Linked DNA regions of Homo sapiens: region 2 is linked to region 1. A link is a contact called in ENCODE Hi-C or POLR2A ChIA-PET data. All regions are on one chromosome and are shown on one strand. The core of a region is the stretch at or near the end of the contact, and the rest is flanking DNA. Distances in the headings are between cores, read along the strand shown.

Region 1 (4,848 bases), core at 1,259-3,758:
GCTGTGGCAGGAGAATGGCGTGAACCCAGGAGGAGGAGCTTGCAGTGAGCTGAGATCGCGCCACTGCACTCCAGCCTGGGCGACAGGGCAAGACTCCATCTCAAAAAAAAAAAAAAAAGGAAAGATAGGGGATGATAATCAATAGAGATATTAGGATGACTCTGTGTATTAGTTTACGTTAAGCATTTAAAATAGTATCAGACCCATAGGATGTACTGTGTTTTTAAAATTAAAAACATTAATCATATCGTGTGATTTGTACTTTTTTAATCCTCTAGGAGAGTGTAAGTTTCTTCAGTTTTCCTTTAAGCCAGTTTCATTCATTCATTCATTCATTCAACATATTTTATGTGCCTGTGGTGTCTAGGCATTGTGCATACAAAGATAGAAAGATTCTGGAAGAAATATATTATCATATATATGTGAAAATTTTATAGACAGGGACTGTAAACAAAATGGTAAAAGTGTATTACTGTTCTCTTTTAAAAGCCAACTGTTAGCAAGTTTCACTGGTGATTTTTTTAAAAAAAATCAATCTTGGCTCTGACAAGATTGTTCCTCCTGCATAATTTACCTCTATTTAAAATAAAAACTATTTATTTTTCATATTTTAAAGTACAATATTAAAATGCCATCTTTTTTGTTTATGTTAAATGATTTTAAATGAGGAAAACATCTCAAGACATAATCTAGCCACTCCCCACTCCTAACTCTAGAGGTCTGTTAGACTCTTTGAGGCCTTACAGTACCCTCATTGTTTCTGGTACCTCAGTAGATGAGAAAAATCATTTCTCTTTGTTAAAATCAGAAGCTAAAAAAGAAGGTGGGATTTAATTTACCTGAACATTTTATAACATCTGATCCATTTACATATTAAATGCAGGTAAACACATATTCCAAAATAATGAAAAGACCTTTTAATAAAACTTAAAAACTTAACTCCAAAGTAAAGAAGAGCTCTATTGGAAAGATTACCATATTAGTTATCTATTGCTGTGTAACAACTTATGCTCAAAACATAGCCACTTCAAACAACAAACATTTATTATCTTACATGGTTTTCAAGGGAATGCAGGAGCAGCTTAGCTGGGTGGTTATGGCTCAGGCTCTTCCATAAGGCTACCGTGAAGCTGTCAAGTGGGCTGCAGTCATCTGAAGGCTTGACTGGGGCTGGAGACTCTACTTCATATGTGGCTCCCTCCCATGGCTGCTGACTGGAGGCCTCAGTTCCTCACCACATGGACCTCCCCACAGGGCTGCTTAAGTTTTCTCATGACATGGCAGCTGGCTTCCCCTGAGTCAGCTTCAAGAGAGACCAAGGAGGAAGCCACAGTTCATTTCATGACATACTATCGAAATCACACACCTTCGTTTCTTCATTGTTTCATTCATTAGAAGCAAAATAATTTAAGTCCAGCCACACTCCAGGAGAGAGGGATTAGGTTCTCCCTTCTGAAGGGAGTGTCAAGAATTTGTGAACATATTTGTGGACACCATAATGACCATGAATGGCTTTGGCATTTTATAACATGCTTAAGTGGTACTGGCTCAGGAAAGCTTAGGATGGGAAGAACTGAGCTGGCAAAGGTGAGCAGCTCCATTTTTGAGGATACATAGATCAGATGTGCTGGAGTGAGAGGAGGGATGAAATCATAGGCTCCAAACATACCAGAAATTTCTTTTCTTTCACTTAGCAGTCCTGGACCTGATATCAAAGCTGTGCCACATAGCAGAGAAGCAATACAACATTCTGTGGTCAAATGTGAAGCCTTGCTTTTATTTAAAGTAGGAAACAAAATATCTGCGTGATTATTTATTTATTTATTTATTTATTTATTTTTTGAGATGGAGTCTCACTCTGTCTCCCAGGCTGGAGTGCAGTGGCACAATCTCAGCTCACTGCAACGTCTACCTTCTGGGTTCAAGCAATTCTTCCTGCCTCAGTCTCCTGAGTAGCTGGGATTACAGGCGCCCACCACCATGCCCGGCTAATTTTTTTAATATTTTTAGTATAGACGGGGTGTTGCCATGTTGGCCAGACTGGTCTCAAACTCCTGACCTTAGGTGATCTACCCACCTCAGCCTCCCAAAGTGCTGGGATTACAGGCATGAACCACTGTGCCCGGCCGTGTGATTATTTTTTTAACTCTAAACCCAACCTTGTTATTGATAGGATTTTTATTTCTGCCTTAAGAATTCTTTCCATCACCTTTTCATTTTAAGACACTTATCATTTCTATCCCTTCCTTTGTCCCCTGTGCTGTCCTTCCTTCTGAAGTTCTCACCCGGAAAGGCATTACATCTTTGATGCTGCAGTTCACTTCTGTGTGCACCCCTGAGTTCTTCCAGTACATCCTCCAGTTCCTCTGCTTTCCATTTCACAACCTGGTTACAGTTAGTCACACTGTAACTTCCTGTTACTGAGTATTTCAGGGGCCAAAGCTCTCTATGCCCTATGCTGTCCACTTAGTCATCTCTCTCCACATTTGTATTATTCACAGCAAGATGCATGCACACAAATCCTTTAAGTCCGTCAGGCTTTTCTTTCCATTTCCCATTCAAATATGAATCACCTAGCAACATTTATTGAAGACCAATTGCACATGAAGCTGTGTTCCCATTATTGTGAGCCTCACAAAGGAAGTAAAAGCCATGGTCCTTGCCATTAAGAAGTTTATCCTCTACTAAAAGCTGGATTAAAAAATTTTTTTTAAAATAATAACAGCATACAGATTCCCGTTTATATTCAATAGAGTGAAATGTTGTCCAAGTTACAATGATCAAATGCAAGGGTTATTTCTCTGTATACCTTTTAACTGAGAAAGCTAGCCATCTTTTGGATTAGGTAAATGCATGTGCCTTGATGAGAAATACTGCTACAAAAAATTAGTGCCTGCTGTTCACTTCCTAGTATTGTAAACACGTTTCACCCAATCTGGTGAAATTTCAAGGCATGTTTTTGAAACTAAAATAAATAAATAAAACATTTATTAATCCTCTGTAACAAAGATACACCCAATTAATGTAACAAGTAGTTACAACCGATAACTGAAGCATAAGCAAAAGGATAATTGTATTAGTGTCCTAGGGTTTTCTTCTTTTTAAAAAGACGTCAGCACTGTGCATTGTTTTACCTTATTTTTAATGGACTGTTGATCAGAAAGGGGAGTAGGGAAACTGGGTTGCGAAGGGTTAATAAGGAACAAAAAGTGCAACCTGAGGAAGACACAGCTCAGGGAGGAGGACCCAGGGGAGTGTGGAAGCCCCTCAAAGCTCATTAGAGAGATTCAGCTTGTGATACAAGAAGCAATGGGTAGTCATTGTAGGTTTCTGAAAAGAGGAGAGTACTATCTCGATCAAAGTGATTGGCAGGAGAGATGCTAGGAAACAGCATACCTGGAACAAAATAATTAGGACCTGACTGCGTGTGACCCTGGAAATAGGTCCAAAGAAAAAGCAAGAGATTGTGGAAGTGACTGTGGGCAGGGGTGGGGACAGGAAAGGAAGAAAGGCGTCAAATTTGACTTCCAAACCTCCATACTTAAAAAAAACTGAGGATGGCCATTGGTTCCTGGCAAAGTGAGAGCTGAATTGACCAAAAGTTGTTTACTCTAATTGGCTTAATTGTCATTTGTACATGTAATGAAAGTTATTTTTCTGTGGAGAAATAAAGGAGTAACAGTGTGAATTTGGGGCTTATCTAGGTGGTAGGTAAAGAAAGACATATGAGTCGAACCACTTCTTGAGGAATGTCATACATGAGAAAAAATGTATAGTCTAGCATCAAGTCTGGAGATAGCTAGAACTAATGACCATGAAAAAATGATATACCATGAAAAAATGATAAGCACACAAGAAATAAAATGTGTGTATTGTGTGACTGCATGTATATTTGTGTATGTACACACAAACATGCATTCCAAAAACATCTGAAAACCCACTCATCATCATGTTAGCCCTAGGTAGTTCTAACTAATGGAAACACAACTGATACTTCTTTTCCTTTCTTTCTTTTTTTGCTTATCTGAATTTCCTCATTTTTCCTGTTGAATGTATATTGCTTGTATAAGTTTCTTCATAGTGAGAAATTGTTTTAAATCTTTGGTGAAATGAAAGATATAGATACAAAAATTAGTCAAGTGTGGTCCCAGCTACTTAGGAGGCTGAGGTGGAAGGATCTCTTGAGTCCAGGAGGTCGAGGGTACAGTTAGCTGTGATTGCGCCACTGAACTCCAGCCTGGGCGACAGAGTGAGACCCTGTCCAAAAAAAGAAAGAGGTAGGAATAGAGTTTTCAAGGTCAGAATTTAGAACAGAGGGAGCCTTGAAATAAGGCTCAAGATGAGGAAACGAAGACCCTGATAGTTATGGGATTTATTGCTAGGCTTTCAAAAGAAGAGTATGCATTTTCTAATGCTTAAAAAGCAATTTTTCATTTCAAGGCTTAAAAATATTAATAAATACATCAAAAGAAGAATGGAGTTATTCTCATCTGCTAGAACTTGGATTGATCTAAAGCAGTGGTTCTCAACCTCAGATGTTTTGTTCCCCAATCACCAACTGGACATTTGGCAACATCTGGAGATAGTTTTGGTTGTCACAACTTGGGGGCCAGGGGTAGGGTGGGGTGAGGGGAACGGGGAATTGACGCTGCTACTGGCACCTAGTGGGTAAGAGAGCAGAGATGCTGCTAAATATCCTACAATGTACAGGACAGTCTCTGCACAACAAAGCATTATCTAGCCCAAAATGTCGATAGTACAGAAGCTGAGAAACTCTGATCCACAGTAAGGTACATATTCACAGTGACCATTCATGGAGCGCTTTATGTGCCAAGACCTGTACTAAGC
Region 2 (4,561 bases), core at 1,974-4,473, 120 kb before region 1:
CAAATGTTCATAACAGAATCATTCTTAGCTAAAAACTGGAAACAAGCCAAGTTGTCCATCAACTAGTAAATAAAATATGATACAGCCATATGATGGAGTACTTCACAGCAGTTATAAGGAACTCAATGCCTGCTACAAGATGGATACCCCCCAAAATTATGCTAGTTAAAAGAATCCAGATACAAAAAACTACATTTATATGATTCCAATTGTGTGAAATGTCTAGAAAAGGCCGATTTGTGGAGACACAAAGTTGATCTGGGGCTGCTTTGTATTGGTTGTGGGAGTGGAAATTGACCCTAACAGGCATGATGAGACATTTTTGAAGTGATGGAAGTGTCCTCAAACTGGATTGTGGTGATGATTGCAAAGCTCTCAAATGTATTGAATTGTACACTTGAAATTTTTTTTTTAATTATATACTTAAAATAGATGGTTTGTTGTTGTTGTTTTTCTGAGACAGGATCTTGCTCTGTCACCCAGGCTGAAGTACGGTGGCATGATCATGGCTCACTCCAGCCTTGACCTCCTGGGCTCAATGATCCCCCTGCTTCAGCCTCCCAAAGCTCTGAGATTATAGGTGTGAGCCACTGCATCTGACCTGGTGGACTTTATATGTAAATTTTACCTCAGTAAAACAATTTTTTTCAAAAGAAAATCTATTGGCACAGAAGTAACTTTTTAACCTTCAATAATAATATTTTCAAGAACAAGATTTATGTTGGAAATATGTATTAAATGATATTAGTATTACCATTTAAAGTTAGTAAATACTATTCTTATTCAACATCTTTTCAGCACATGTTGATTCATGATTATTAGAAATAGTTTGGTGACCTAGGTTTTCTTGTAGGGTTTTTATGGTTTTAGGTCTAATGTTTAAGTCTTTAATCCATCTTGAATTAATTTTTGTATAAGGTGTAAGGAAGGGATCCAGTTTCAGCTTTCTACATATGGCTAGCCTGTTTTCCCAGCACCGTTTATTAAATAGGGAATCCTTTCCCCATTGCTTGTTTTTCTCAGGTTTGTCAAAGATCAGATAGTTGTAGATACGCGACTTTATTTCTGAGGGCTCTGTTCTGTTCCACTGATCTATATCTCTGTTTTGGTACCAGTACCATGCTGTTTTGGTTACTGTAGCCTTGTAGTATAGTTTGAAGTCAGGTAGCGTGATACCTCCAGCTTTGTTCTTTTGGCTTAGGATTGACTTGGAGATGCGGGCTCTCTTTTGGTTCTATATGAACTTTAAAGTAGTTTTTTCCAATTCTGTGAAGAAAGTCATTGGTAGCTTGATGGGGATGGCATTGAATCTGTAAATTACCTTGGGCAGTATGACCATTTTCGTGTTATTGATTCCTCCTACCCATGAGCATGGAATGTTCTTCCATTTCTTCGTATCCTCTTTTATTTCATTGAACAGTGGTATGTAGTTCTCCTTGAAGAGGTCCTTCACGTCCCTTGTAAGTTGGATTCCTAGGTATTTTATTCTCTTTGAAGCAATTGTGACTGGGAGTTCACTCATAATTTGGCTCTCTGTTTGTCTGTTATTGGTGTATAAGAATGCTTGTGATTTTTGTACATTGATTTTGTATCCTGAGACTTTGCTGAAGTTGCTTATCAGCTTAAGGAGATTTTGGGCTGAGACGATGGGGTTTTCTAGATATACAATCATGTCATCTGCAAACAGAGACAATTTGACTTCCTCTTTTCCTAATTGAATACCTTTTATTTCCTTCTCCTGCCTAATTGCCCTGGCCAGAACTTCCAACACTATGTTGAATAGGAGTGGTGAGAGAGGGCATCCCTGTCTTGTGCCAGTTTTCAAAGGGAATGCTTCCAGTTTTTGCCCATTCAGTATGATATTGGCTGTGGGTTTGTCATAGATAGCTCTTATTATTTTGAGATACGTCCCATCAATACCTAATTTATTGAGAGTTTTTAGCATGAAGAGTTGTTGAATTTTGTCAAAGGCCTTTTCTGCATCTATTGAGATAATCATGTGGTTTTTGTCTTTGGTTCTGTTTATATGCTGAATTACATTTATTGATTTGCGTATATTGAACCAGCCTTGCATCCCAGGAATGAAGCCCACTTCATTTTCTTACATGTTATTTTAAGCCTCTCAAGTAAATGTAAAGATTTCTCTATAGTGAGGTTGTCTGTATGACTCTATAGAGGTTGTAGTCAGCAATACTTCAGACTCTGAAAAATGTGAAAAGTGAAAAAAATCAAGATTACTTTGTCAAAACAAAACAATTAATTTCTTCTGATTCCATCCTATTTCTTTTCTTACAGTCCTGATTTTTTTCTTTTACCTGACAATATACTTTAAAGATACTTAATATTTAAAATATTTAAATTATTCTGGAAGTGATGGAAGTGAATCTCTCTCTCTCTCTTTCTCTCTCTCTCTCTCTCTGTGTGTGTGTGTGTGTGTGTGTGTGTGTGTGTTTGTTTGTGTGTGGTGGGGTGCAGGGGTCAGCAGTGGTACCAAGGGCAGAGACTGGATGAATAAAATTGTTAAATTACTGGCTACGGCATGAATATATTCACGTGTTCCCTGCTGCTATCCAATCCTTTAAAGGCCTTGGCTTTCAGTGAAGAAGGGTAGCCTGACAAAAACACCTGGGTAGGAAGACAAACAGGAGGAGGCTTTTCACCAATGGCTTGGTGTTGCATGTGGGATAGGAAGCAGGCAGCATTTCTGGGCTTCACTGTGATTCCTGTGGGCTCCATGACTCATGGACCGTGAGTCATAGCATCCCACACTGAAGATGGCTGAGCTGAAAGGTTAGACACATTCAGTGGCAAGTTCAACAAAAACTTTGTCCAGATTTGCATGATACGGGTAATAGGGAGGAAGATCAGGCAGAAGGCAGCAGAAGCCGTCGGGCGTGTTTCATCCTTAGATGCTGCCGCAGGGGAGGCCGATGGTTCTGATTTTCCTGGCCGCCTCTCTGGGCAAGTGCTCCAGAGACCTCATTATTTCATTAATTCTTACAGTGCCCTTGTAGCATAAGTAAGGTGGCACCTATTATTAGCAACACTTTTGTTAATGGGACATGAATGAGTCCATTCAGAGTGGTATTTTATTGGCGGACAATGCCTTTGGTAGTTCTGGAAGCTTTGTATCCTTGGCCAAGATTCCTGCTTCTGTCCCGTCCAGAGCCCTGTCTCTGGAGTGTGCTCTCGATGGACAGAGTTTATAAATCGTCGAGAAGGGGCAGTTCTGCCAACTGAGGCGACTTGCAATTTAGTAAGTCTGTAGCCAGCAGCTGCCTCTGCGAGGAATCAAGAGAAGAAGCAGGTTCAACAGTGAGCAGTCACTTCCATCAATGATGCTGAGCAGGGGTAGAGCAGGGTGATTCCTTCAGGAATGTGTGGTATTTGAAAGTGATTGCCCCCTGTTTAACAGGGGTAAGTAAGATAAGGACACGTCCTTCTCACTTCCTCAGCCAGTGATCTTGCTTGTTAATTGGGAGTTGCTTGTTAGTCCAGAGTGTTTAACCTCAATTTTATTGAGATGAAGTTTACATACAACAAATGCACCAATTTTAAGTACACAGTTTGAGTTCTGACAAATGCATACACCCTTATAACCACCACCCCAGTCAAGATGCAAATATTTCTACTCTCTTAAATGCCCTCTTTTGCCCCTTCCTGTCCCTGTTGTATATAAGTTTACGATGGGACAACTAAAGAACTGAAGTGATCTGTAAATGGCAGTTGGATGGCACCGTTTAATGAACTTAGACTTTTCTGTGCTCTCCAGCTCATGAAACGGGAATTTTTGCTTGTCTGGAAAAACTGTTAAAACCCAGCAAAAAATACACCTCAAGGATTAAGTGTGGGACAACTCTTCTAAGGCGTTTCCCCCATTTCAATTAGTTCCCATTATTGTTAAGCCTAAAAGTCCTTCAAAGTAGTAATGGTGGGACAGTTCACTGTTTCTTTTTTTTTTTTTTTTTTTTTTTTGAGACGGAGTCTCACTCTGTCGCCCAGGCTGGAGTGCAGTGGCGCGATCCTGGCTCACTGCAGCCCCTGCCTCCCAGGATTCAGTGTTTCTTCTGCCTCAGCCTCCCGAGTAGCTGGGATTACAGTCACACACCACCAGGCCCGGCTAATTTTTGTATTTTTAGTAGAGATGGGGTTTCGCCATGTTGGCCAGGCTGGTCTTGAACTCCTGACCTCAGGTGATCCGCCCGCCTCGGCCTACTAAAGTGCTAGGATTATACTGTTTCTTGTTTCTTCTTTCTTCCTTTTTTTTTTTTTTTTTTTTTTGAGACGGAGTTTTGCTGTGTTGCCAGGCTGGAGTGCAGTGGCATGATCTCAGCTCACTGCAGCCTCCACCTCCTGAGTTCAAGCGATTCTCCTGCCTCAGCCTCCCAAGTAGCTGGGATTACAGGTGCCCGCCACCATGCCTGGCTAATTTTTTTGTATTTTTAGTACAGACAAGGTTTCATCATGTTGGCTAGGCTGGTCTCGAACTCCTGACCTCAGGTGATCCACCTGCCTCGGCCTTCCAAAGTGCTGGGATTACAGGTGTGAGCCACGGGGCCCA

What was found. A loop is a pair of places that touch in the nucleus more often than their neighbours do. ChIA-PET counts read pairs that join two places held with the same protein, here RNA polymerase II (POLR2A). Pooled maps may share reads with other maps.
Region 2: a pooled map shows a loop between it and region 1 (4-fold over the local background). The contact joins two enhancer-like sites. A Hi-C loop is called at or near these places in 2 of 50 pooled maps. POLR2A ChIA-PET finds 5 or more read pairs at or near these places in 3 of 52 experiments (MCF 10A, PC-9 and activated CD8-positive, alpha-beta memory T cell).

The regions. Positions count from the first base shown.
Region 1 is chr4:139,870,076-139,874,923 of GRCh38, reverse strand. The region is part of intron 2 of MAML3 (mastermind like transcriptional coactivator 3); the gene reads left to right. Among named protein-coding and RNA genes, the nearest start is that of MGST2, 210 kb to the right of the region's middle. Within about 2 kb of position 2,508, at least 6 of the 41 ENCODE cell types and tissues checked have a DNase peak (open chromatin) inside an H3K27ac peak, as active enhancers do; they include PC-9, where a contact is called at or near this core.
Region 2 is chr4:139,987,741-139,992,301 of GRCh38, reverse strand. The region is part of intron 1 of MAML3 (mastermind like transcriptional coactivator 3); the gene reads left to right. Among named protein-coding and RNA genes, the nearest start is that of MAML3-AS1, 140 kb to the left of the region's middle. Within about 2 kb of position 3,223, at least 7 of the 41 ENCODE cell types and tissues checked have a DNase peak (open chromatin) inside an H3K27ac peak, as active enhancers do; they include PC-9, where a contact is called at or near this core.